Regions from separate parts of the Mus musculus genome. Here region 2 is linked to region 1. Evidence: chromatin contacts called from ENCODE Hi-C or POLR2A ChIA-PET data. All regions are on one chromosome and are shown on one strand. The core of a region is the stretch at or near the end of the contact, and the rest is flanking DNA. Distances in the headings are between cores, read along the strand shown. Region 1 holds the start of Ano10 (anoctamin 10). Region 2 holds the start of Abhd5 (abhydrolase domain containing 5).

Region 1 (5,497 bases), core at 1,600-4,099:
AATTTACTCAAATAGCAGCTTGTGTCCACAGGAAATGAAAATAAGCATCCTTCCTAATACACAGCATTCAAGAGATGAATTTAAGGAAGATGTTGCTGCCTAGCAAGCTTGCTATACTGCACAACTCCATACTTGGTCATCCTGTCTGGGAGGACGCCTTTGTTAAATGCTAAGGACGTACACCATAGGTAAGTACAACAATGGATCCTATCACAAGTGTGAGACTGGTGTGCTCTACTGAGATCTGCAAGTCACTTAATGGAACTGTGTCAGGCTGCTTTCCTGTGTTCACTAATTGTTGTACTGAGACCATACAAGGCTCAGGGAAGCTGGCACATGAGAACTCTAATGCCTTTGCAGATAACAAAAAAACAAAACAAAACAAAACAAAAACAAACAAACAAAAAACAAACCCAAATCATTTCAAAATAAAAATCTTTTATTTCCCCAAATCCCTTATTTTCCCCTTTCTAATAAGTATGTATAAAAACTACCATGTATTCCAACCATAGCTTCACATCACAGGTAACACTGTCTCAGAGCTTCTATTGCTCTGATAAGCACCACAACCAAAAGCAACTTGGGAGGAAAAGGGTTTTTTGACTTCCATCATCTGGGAAGCCAAGACAGAAACTCAAAGCAGGAGCTGAAGCAGAGGCCATGGAGGGTGCAGCTTACTGGCCTGGTCAGCCTGCTTTCTTATACAACCCATGGCCACCCGCCTAGGGCTGGCTCCACTGGCCGTGGACTGCACACCCCCACCCCAATCAATCATCAGTCAAGAAAATGCCCCACAGATCTGTGTACCTGTCAATATGGTGGAGGGATTTGTTCAGATGAGGATAGTTTGTGTCAAGTTGAAAACAACAACTACAAAAAAAAAAACAAAAAAAAAAAAACAAAAATAAAAACAAAAAACAACCAGGACAAACAGCATTCTGAGCTGGCATCTTCCAAAAGCAGGTGTTACTGTGTAAAAATGCAGAGAGCTACAGACAACCCATGTATATACTGTGAGGGACTAGCTCAATGTAGCATAGATGGCATTTAAACACTTACTAATATACTTGCCTTGATCAGCCCTAATTCTTCACCTCCAAGCATGCATGTATTAAACACATAGCTGAAATACTATTATTATTTTAGAAAGAAGTAGCTGGTTGTTCAGTGTGAATATTTAGTGATCAAGGAAAATGATAAATGAGAAAATGTTAAGTTGGAAAAAGTCACAAATTAATATTAGAATACTACCCCATTAATTATATGTGTATTTATATACACAAAAGGAGAGAATTGACTCCCAGAATTTGACCTCTGATCCCTACACACATTCCATGGTATGTGTAAACCCACATGCACACATACAATAATATGTAAAAAAAAAAAAAAACACTTTTAAATATACAAATTAGGAAGAAAAACAAAATGCTACTAGAGGTCATAGGGTTCTGAGCATTCCTACAGGGCATTTATATTCTCAACTTTATCCTCTTTTCTGTGTTCCAACCTTTCTAGTTTTCCTCTTTACACACTCATACACACACGCACACGCAACCACACTACAGTCTATCCAAATGCACACTCGTTACAGTTTACCAGGCCTTGTCTATGCCTGTCTGATATTCTGCATCTCTCATTTCTCATCAAGAGGACCTAAATTTGGACTCCAGCACGCAGTAGAGTGCTTCTGTAATCCCAACTCCAGGTGATATGGGAGACAGAGACAGTAAAACCCTAAGAAGCCATAGGGCTGAATGGCCTGGAACAGGCAGCACAGCAGCAAAAATGAAAAGACACAAAGACATCCTATCTCAAACACGGTGGGAGGCAAGGGCCCACACCTGTGTCCTCTGTCCTGTACAAGCCTGTGTGTATCCGTTTGCCTGCACTCACAATAACACGAACGCACAGACAAAAATTTTTAAAAACCAAAAACCAAACCAAAGCAAACCAAAACAAAAAAACCCCAGAAAACAAAACTATATGCCTAGTAAAGTCACAGCCTCTTTGTCTGTGTGAGTGCCCTCGGACGTTCATGCCAGGTAAACAGCAAGCATCTCCCTCCCAGTTTACCCTGGTTAAGGGATGCACGGTTGCATTTAAAATTGTTTAAAGACAGAAAGAGTCCTTAGAAATATCTAGTCCTCTAAGGTTACTGTGACTTTAAATGGAAACCAGGCCACTCACAGTGCACCTGAAACTTTTAAAACTGCCGGGATTCGATTACAACATCAGGGTTTAAGGGATTGCGATTCAACTGTGGAGTGGGAACAAACTTGAAGAGACTTCAGTCAGACCGTCTACGCACCGCCTCAGCTATGGGAAAGAACAAACAGGGTTTCGGGTAGGGACAGGGCTCTGCACCCTTCACTGGAGTCATGCGACACCTATCACGGAAAGCGCACAATGGGCCCGGTCAGAAACCTCAGACCGGATCTGTTCACAACCCTAGAGAGACCGCGAGGTGTGACACAATCAAGGCTACCGGGCACCTTCCCCGAAGTGTCAATCAGAGCAGCCCGACACCCCGGGATCCCATGGTCAGTCAGAGACGGCCCTGCTCCAGGCCTGACGCAAATCCAGAGCCGGCCGACATCCCCCTGCCTCCGCCGGCTTTCACACCCTTGCGGATCTCCAGCCCTGACCAGTGCTTCCGTGGCTCTTTCCCTGTCGCGGGGGGGGAGCATCCCCAGCGGGCCCACCACACGGACTGCGCCCCTCCCCACTCACCGGCCGCCCACGCGGCGTCCTCGGGGACCGCGGGAGCGGGGAGAACCAGGCCCGCGGCGCTAAGGCGGACTGGATACACGACCGGGGCGTGGCGCCTTGGCCGACAGGAGGCGTCAACGACCGGGAGGGGCGGGGCCTTCCGGCTGTCACTCGGCGTGGGGGGCGGGATCACCGTGAAAGGGGCGGTGCCTTAACAGTTGTAAGTCCCGAGGAAGGGGGGCGGAGGTGTCAGAGTGAAGCTTCACTGGCTGACCCTCGGGAGAGGGGTGGGGCCGCGACGGAAGGGGCGGGGCCATGAAGGTTCTCATTTTGGTGGGATGTGGTGGTGCTGCATGGGCGTGGCCTCATCAGCTGTCGTTGTAGAGAGACATGTTAAAGGCGGGGCTGTGGCGAGTGGGGTGGGGCTTGGGTTGCTGTCACTCACGGCAGAAAGGGAGCCTCATCCGGAGGGGTGGGGCCTCGCTAGCGGTCCTCGTGGTGGTATGGGTGCGGGCTGGGTCTTGGCTTTGCTGGGTAGGGAATGGAAGGGAAAGGATAAGGCTCCTTACGCTTTCCTTTTCTTAATCTCTTAGACCAGAATCCAGACACCTGCCCACCTCTACCCTCTACCGTCTAGCCTCCACCCTCCACACCCTTCCAGTTTTTGCCTTCCTCCAGGGGACAAGGCCTTCACCCCAACCCCTGGGGGTGTTCCGGTTTGGAGGTTGTCCTCCTAGCCCCCTCTCTGCCTTAAGGAGCAATTCTTGGCTGGTTTTCAGCAGAATTCTGAAGCTCTCTTCTCTCTGAAAACCAAGGCAAATCTTTCAGAACTTTAACAATTAGAGTCAATTGACGACTCAGGAGACTTGTGGGTTTCAGTTGGAGAGTTCCAATTTTCTCAGCCCCTGAACTTACATTCATCCTTGCATATAACTTCATTCTTTGGTATCTGATTGGAAATGTTTGAAATTTTTTGAAAAACAATCATTTTAATGGAATATCTATTAAATCCTTTTTGCTCAGATAGTCTTTATACTGGAGATTAAACCCAGGGCCTTGTGCATCCTAGGGAAGAGATTATCCCAGCCCTCTTGGGAGTAATCTTATCACAGCTGAATTAACAAAATTTAGTTAAGCTGTGTTGGTGGCCCACACTTTTGTAGTCTCAGATACTCAGCAGACTGAGGCTGGAAGATCACTTGAACTGAGGAACTAGAGACCAGCCTGAGCAATGTAGTGAATCTCCATCTCAAAGCAAAGTACAAGATGTGAGCCTGAGTCATGGTGCCATGCCACTTAGTTTTTGTGAACCTGACACACCAATAGTTGCCTGAGAGGAAATCACATTAAGGAACAGCCTCCATCAGACTGGCCTTTGAGCTTGTGTGTTGGGGGGGAGGGGGGGTAGGGAGGAGCATTCTCTTGATGATGTGGGAGGGCCCAGCACACTATGGGTGGTACCATCCTAAGAGGGTGGAACCTGGCTGTTTAAAAGAGCAGGCAGTAAGCAGCAGTATTCTTCTGTAGTCTTTGCTTCAAGTTCTGTCTCCAGGACCCTGCCTTGAGCTCTTGACCTGGCTTACCTTAATGATGGACTATAAGTCAAATAAGCCCTTTCCTTCCCACGTTAGTTCTGGTCTAAATTTTATTGGAGCAACCAAAGAAGCAGGCTAGGACAGGCATGTCTTAGTTATTCTTTGCTATGTAACAACCCCCTTTGCAAGGCTCCATGCTCTCATGTTCCCAAGAGTCCTTCTTTCCAGTTGCTTCCTCTAGAACAGTGGTCCTCAACCTGTGGGTTGTGGACCCTTTGGAGGGCTCCAATGACGTTTCACAGGGGTCACCTAAAACCATTGGAAAACATGGATATTTATATTATGGTTCATAACAGTAGCAAAGTCACAGTTATGAAGTAGCAATAAAATAGTTTCATGGTTGGGGTCACCAGAGCAGAGGGGCTGTGTTAAAAGGTTGCAGCACTAAGAAGGTTGAGAATCACTGCTCTAAAAGGACAGTTTTTCTCTCCCTGTCTTAGGCGCCAGCTTCCTGAATAAACTAATCTCAGGAAAGCAGTCGGTACTTCACCTCGCTTTATCTTGCTCACTGTGGTTGGAGTTGTTTCCTGATCATTTCTGATTGTTAGCTCTCATTTCAGCCAGGCTTCAGATCAAGAGAAAAAGGAAAAAGGTATCAGAGAGAAAGGAAAAAGACAAAACGACAAAACCAAGAGGAAGCTCACTACCCTGCACTGATCTCTCTTCAACTTTGGGGTTCCCCGTCCAGTCCACTGCTGCCATTTACTTCATTGCTGGTATATTTTGTCAGATGTTTTAACAATAAGAGTGAGACACAGGGCGTAGTGGGCTTCCTCCAGTTTGATCAGAAATGGAACCTATTTATCCAATTAAAGAAGGTTTTAGGGGCTGAGAAGACCTCAGCTGGTGAGGTGTTTGTGGTAGGACTTGAGTTAATCCCCTTCACCACAGGAAAAGATGGGAGTGTAGCACCTGCTTGTAACCTCAGCACAGGCAAGGCAGCACATGTATGATACCTCAGCACAGGGGAGGCAGCACATGTATGTAACCTCAGCACAGGGGAGGCAGCACATGTATGTAACCTCAGCACAGGGGAAGCAGCACATGTATGTAACCTCAGCACAGGGGAGGCAGCACATGTATGTAACCTCAGCACAGGGGAGGCAGCACATGTATGTAACCTCAGCACAGGGGAGGCAGCACATGTATGTAACCTCAGCACAGGGGAAGCAGCACATGTATGTAACCTCAGC
Region 2 (5,497 bases), core at 1,378-3,877, 57 kb after region 1:
GCAAGCCTAGGGTCCATGAAGACTTCCAAGGGTACATTCTTGCCAGCCCAACTTCTTGAAAGTGCCACAGGAGTTGGAGACTTTGGAGTATTGTTACTGAATTCAACACCACTGGCCTGTAACTGTGTGGGCAGTAGAGGCCCCCACAGCTAGCTGGCCTAAACAGTAGAGGGTTCCTAGGCTGGATATAACCTTTAAGGTGGAGATGGTCAGTTTCTGAAGACACATTGCAAGCTGCTGGCAACAACTGAGAGCTTCTATAAAACTATTTATAGGTTTCCATCTTCCTACAATATCAGACACAGTGAGAAATATTACTTATAAGAGGATATTGGTCACTTCCCTCTCCTTTAAACCACAGACAATACCACAGCCCTGAAATACTCTTGCTGTCATTGGAAGGGTATTTGGTAATATCCGTTGAAAAAGGGGTAAGCGTGGGCCAGCAAGATGGCTCAATGGGGAAAGGTGCCTGCTGTTAGGCCTGGCAACCTGAGAACCAATTCCAGCAAAGCATTCTCTGGCATCTATGTACTAACCACAGCATGTGCATGCCACACCCAAACACATGCTCATAAAATCAGTGTGATAATCTCTAAGAAACTGTTGCCATTGTAGAAAGTTAAGAACTATAGGGAGTGGGGCTCGGGGGCCGGGGGGAGAGATCACAGTGAGAGAGGAGTGGAGGAGCATCAGAAGTTTAAATGTGTCCCCAACGTTCTCATACTGGAAGCGCAACCCATGTAGTGGTATTGAAAGGTGAGGCCTAAGGGCAGCATCTGAGCCACAGAGGTGCTACTTTCACGGATCAATTAATGCCTTCATCTCGGGAGTCAGTTCTGGGGGAGGGGGTTTCTTATAAAAAGAAGGGTTAGGCCCCTTTCTTGCTCTCTTTGCCCTCTGCCATGAGATGAAGCAGCAAGGCCCTCTTTGTATACCACAGACGCCTTCCTCACAGTCTCCAGCACTGTGAGGGATAAAACTTGTTTGTTGTAAATGATTAGTCAAGGTGTTTCTCTACAGCAGCAAATGTGGTCTAAAATGGAGAGTGATGCATGGGGTCTTAAATACAGGGAAGAATATTAGTGTAGGCTTCAGGAAGGACTCTGGCCTTCCTGAGGAGCTGATGACTGGAGAGAGGTAATCCTAAAGTAACGAAGGGAATACAAACGATATTTACATTATCCATTTGCCTTCAAAAAAATCAAGAGGGTGGTGGGAGCCTCTGTTTCTGTTCAAACCCACATCCACACACCTGCTCTTGGTTAGATCTCTGGGAAAGGGGGAATGCCACATATTTTGGCCTTATTAGAATTATTTGAGACTCAGTTAGCTTACATCAGGCTCCTGAGTAGTTCCGGGCATCAGTACCACCCAGGTGTGGCTGAACTAAGAGAACCTATTACATATTCTCAGAATTTCATTTTTTGGAGTGTGGGGTAGAGGGCAGGATGGGAATTGAACCTAGGAACTAATGCATAGATGGCCCCTGCACAACACAGCTCCAGCTGTAGGCAGCTTGTCACAAGCACAAAGAGCTAGGCTAGTTCATACACTTTCTCCTGACCGGAGGAACCTGCCCCCAGCCAAGGGAAACATCCCTTATGCAACACCAGGATGCCTCTATTTGTTTAATCACAGTGAGTGCCATAGTTCTGAATTCTATTTTTAAAGCGCAGTCTTGGACTTACTTGCTAGCTGCTGACTTTCATTTGCCTGTACTGAGCTTTACTCTTTATCACTTTCACGCATTTGCTCACGTCCCTTAACCAGGAAAAAAATTATTAAAATAATCCCACTCGAGGGTGTGCCTCCTTGCCTGTATGTGCACCATATACATTAAGGTGCTCTGAGGCCAGAAGAGGGTGTTGCTCCCCTGGAACTGGAATTACAAGCAGTTGTGGGGCTCCACATGGATGCTGGAAACAAACCCATTCTCTTCTATAGGACAGTATGCACTCTTAACCACTGAGCCATCCCTCGAGCCCTCTCCCCTTTAAATTTATTTATTTTAAAGACAGGGTCTCACTGTGTAGCTCTGGCTGGCTAATCAGGCTAATCCAACTCACAGAAATGTGTTTGCCTCTGACTCCCAAGTGTTTTTGAAGGGTGTGGACCACCATATCGAGCTCATGAGAATATTTTTATGAGCCCTCAGCCCTCTATCATTTTAGAATGGATTCTAGGAAGTGCTCTCCCTCTCTCCCTCCCTCGCCCCTCTCTTCTGTGGTCTGTGGGGATGATGATGGTGGTGGTGGTGATGGTGGTGGTGTGTGTGTAATTCTAGTACCCACACATAAGCTCTCAGCCTTCCGGAGTCTAGAGTCTGGCAGGGTGGAGTGCAAGTTCCTAGAGGCCACCACCTGAAAGTAAGGGCTGGAGGGTCCAGCACCACAGGATGCGCACTTCTGCCACTCAGGCTATTTCTGGCTGGGGTCTCACTCCAGGCTACCTACGGCTTGCCTAGCGCCCCGTCCAGGGCAGTCCACACGGGCGGAATGACGCATTAATGGTCATTATTCCGACGGATGACTACCTAGGCTCCCGCGGCGTCGGGCTGACCTTCCTTACCAGTGCCCCCGCCTCCGCGCGACAGGCGGGCAGCGCATGCGTGTCTGCGAGGCCGGGCCGCTGGGACGCCGAGCCTGCGGTGGCGCGGCCGCGCCCTCGGATCGTCCCAGCGGGCGGACGACGCATGCGCGGGCGGTGCGGTCTTAAGGGCGGCCGCGGCCCGGGGCCGCCCAGTCGGCCTGTCAGCCGGCTTCGAGGTGTGTCCCTGCGCTTGCGCGGCGGCGGTGATGAAAGCGATGGCGGCGGAGGAGGAGGTGGACTCGGCAGACGCCGGTGGAGGGTGAGGATCACCCGGGAAGGGGGGGACGACGTGGGTCTCGTGCGCTCTGGCGACCCCGGGCGGCCAGCCGAGGGAAGGCGCGGGCGCCCGCTCTCTCGACCCGTCGGGGCAGACAGGCCCGGTCAGGGCCGCGGGGCTGCGGGGAGGGAAAGCGGCTGCTGTTGACGGCCGTCCCGGTGATCCCGAGCGCGGCGGAGCTCAGAACTCCGCGCCGGGAGCCGTGCGTCGCCAGGGTGGGAGAAGGCGTCGGACTCGGAGCCTCGCGGGACAGCCGATCGCCGCCGGTGCGCCTGGGGCGCTTGCGTCCCACCTCCCGCTGCCCCGTGCGTGCGCTCCCGTGACCCGGCGGTCTGGCTTCACTAGCCCTGGCAAACTTTGTGAAAGTTGAAGGGCAGATGCCTAACAGGAAGGAAGCCCTTAAGTTGTTGTTGTTGTTGTTTTGTTTTTTTTGGAAACCGGAGTCACTCTATGTAGCCCTTGCTGGCCTGGAAATCTGTAGACCAGGGTAGCTTTTCAACTCTGCAGAGACCCAATCCTTTTGCCTCAGCCGTCCAGTGCTGAGATCACATGTGTGAACCACCACACCCAACTTCTTCATAGACATAGTAAGTTATTCTTTTTTGTTTTTGATATGTCATGCCCTTGTGAGTAGAACAATGCTTGGTGGAAAAATTAAATTACTATGAAAGTTATTTCACTGATTCTCAAAAGGCTACTTGTTTTATATGGACGGGACTATACATCTCCTTTATAAATTATTTTGACAGTTGTACTTCAGCTATTTGGAGACATTTGTATGGGAAAGATAACCATAGGGTAAATAGATTATGGTAATGTGAAAGTAAGTATTTTGGAAAGATGTTAGGGGAGGAATATTTTTGAAATGCTAGAAACTACACTCTTCAAGTTTTGTTTAAGTGATAATTAACAAGTGGAGCCACTGTTTTGGTCTGTTGTTGAACTTCCTAGTTATATTGACATGAAATACAGAGTGTCATGTGGTACAACTAGGACCTGGTAGCTTGGGTTTCTATTAAATTTGTCAGGACATTTTTCTGGCTCTGAGAATTCTAACTTGTGGGCCCTTTTGGTCTTGATACTGTGAGGCTCAGGAATCCATAGCACAACGGTGAGAGTGACATGGCTCTGATGATGGCTGGAGGTCACTGAGGGCAAGACTGGTTACAGTCCCTAGTCAGAGGTAGACCTCTCTGGTATTTTTGGCAGGACCCGTGAGCAGTGCTGGATAACCATGCAAACAGAAAGAAGGCTAGGTTCTTGCTGGGTGCTCCCCCAGTGTGGTCATGATAATCCTAGAGTCTCCCCTGTGAGTAGATCTGACCACTCCCATTTTCATTTGGAACCGCCACTACCAAGAAGCAGAGCTAACTGGAACCTGCTCCTTTAGGTGTCTGCATTCAACTTTAAGGCGTTTTCCTCATATTTCTGCTACTTCTCAATGGGATTGGGACTCGTGGGATATTTGCCTGCCGTTTTGAGTTAAGTTCTTCAAGACATTTGGGTTTAGATGATGCCATAATTTGGGTCTGGTCTGAATGTCCTAAGAGACTTCACATGTTGGCATTTAATCCTCATTGAGAAGAACTGAGTAGAACTCCAGTGTGATGATAGTTCCTAGAGGCAAGGCTTTGGGATCAGTCAGTAGAACCAAGCCTTGGTGATTGAACCCTTGTGGTTTTCTGAGAAGAGGAGGAGAATTCAGTGTATGCACAGTGTTCTCAGCTCCCTGTGTCTTGCCTAACCCTGATATCCTATGCTACCCTGGGATTTTACCAGGAAAAGTCTAACACTAGGAGTAATCCTATTTTGTACCTCCGGAAGTATGATGAAAACACCTCATTTCTTTACAGATGGGGAGATGATATTGATAAAGCAAGCGATTATAAGCTGCCATCCTATAGCATTTTGGAGCATGTAATTCTTTCCCTTCGTGGCTCTTGGTGGAGACAAGTTTACTGGGAAGCTTTCAAAATCCTATCCCTTTCAGTTGCAATACAGTTGAGAAAGCCAAATATAATAAGAATAGGGTAGATTTCTGCAGATTGCTTTAATGATATCCCAGAGAATTACATAGTGGCGGAATTTGGGGGAAAGCCATCACAGAAATTCACCATTGCAGAGTAGACCAAGAAACAGGTGGTTTTCAGGGCATGCTGGAGTTGATCTGTACTGGCAAATCATTGCTGAATTTTCAGGAATTTTACCACACCAGTACCCTGAAACCAGCCACAGTGGGAATATTTACACCATGGGAAATCAGCAGATTCTATTAAAGAAGACCGGATTTCTCTCTACTGCCTCAGTTGATTTGCCACATCCTGCTGGATATATGTTAAAGTCTCTTGTATAGTTCTGTGCTTTGGCGATTGAAGAGTGAACTTCTTTATCTTATCTCATAAAAAAACTGCTAAGATCTAGACATTTTTTCCTGCTGCTATTGCTCTGTAATCCTTGCTCCAAGTCTTTTTCAAAATCTTGAAATTCTTCAATGCTAATCCCAGTGCCAATGCCCTTACTTATTCACACACACTATTGACTTTTTCACACACCCGTACACACACACACACACACACACACACACACACGTGCGCACACACAGTGACCTCATGTGAGCACTGCACCACT

The links. Hi-C counts contacts between places; a loop is a spot of excess contacts on that map. ChIA-PET counts read pairs that join two places held with the same protein, here RNA polymerase II (POLR2A).
Region 2: a loop to region 1 is called in a map of heart, with 2.0 times the contacts of the local background. The contact joins the promoter of Abhd5 here to the promoter of Ano10 in region 1. A Hi-C loop is called at or near these places in 1 of 37 maps with a recorded cell type or tissue (heart). POLR2A ChIA-PET finds 5 or more read pairs at or near these places in 1 of 5 experiments (Patski).

What each region holds. Positions count from the first base shown.
Region 1 is chr9:122,291,574-122,297,070 of GRCm38, forward strand. Ano10 (anoctamin 10) reads right to left here and starts at 2,850. Exons shown (of 13, transcript NM_133979.3): 1 at 2,731-2,850. It overlaps Gm26797 (predicted gene, 26797), which reads right to left. Exons shown (of 5, transcript NR_168548.1): 4 at 4,795-4,869; 5 at 4,337-4,553.
Region 2 is chr9:122,348,989-122,354,485 of GRCm38, forward strand. Abhd5 (abhydrolase domain containing 5) reads left to right here and starts at 2,628. Exons shown (of 7, transcript NM_026179.2): 1 at 2,628-2,851. The coding sequence starts at 2,799.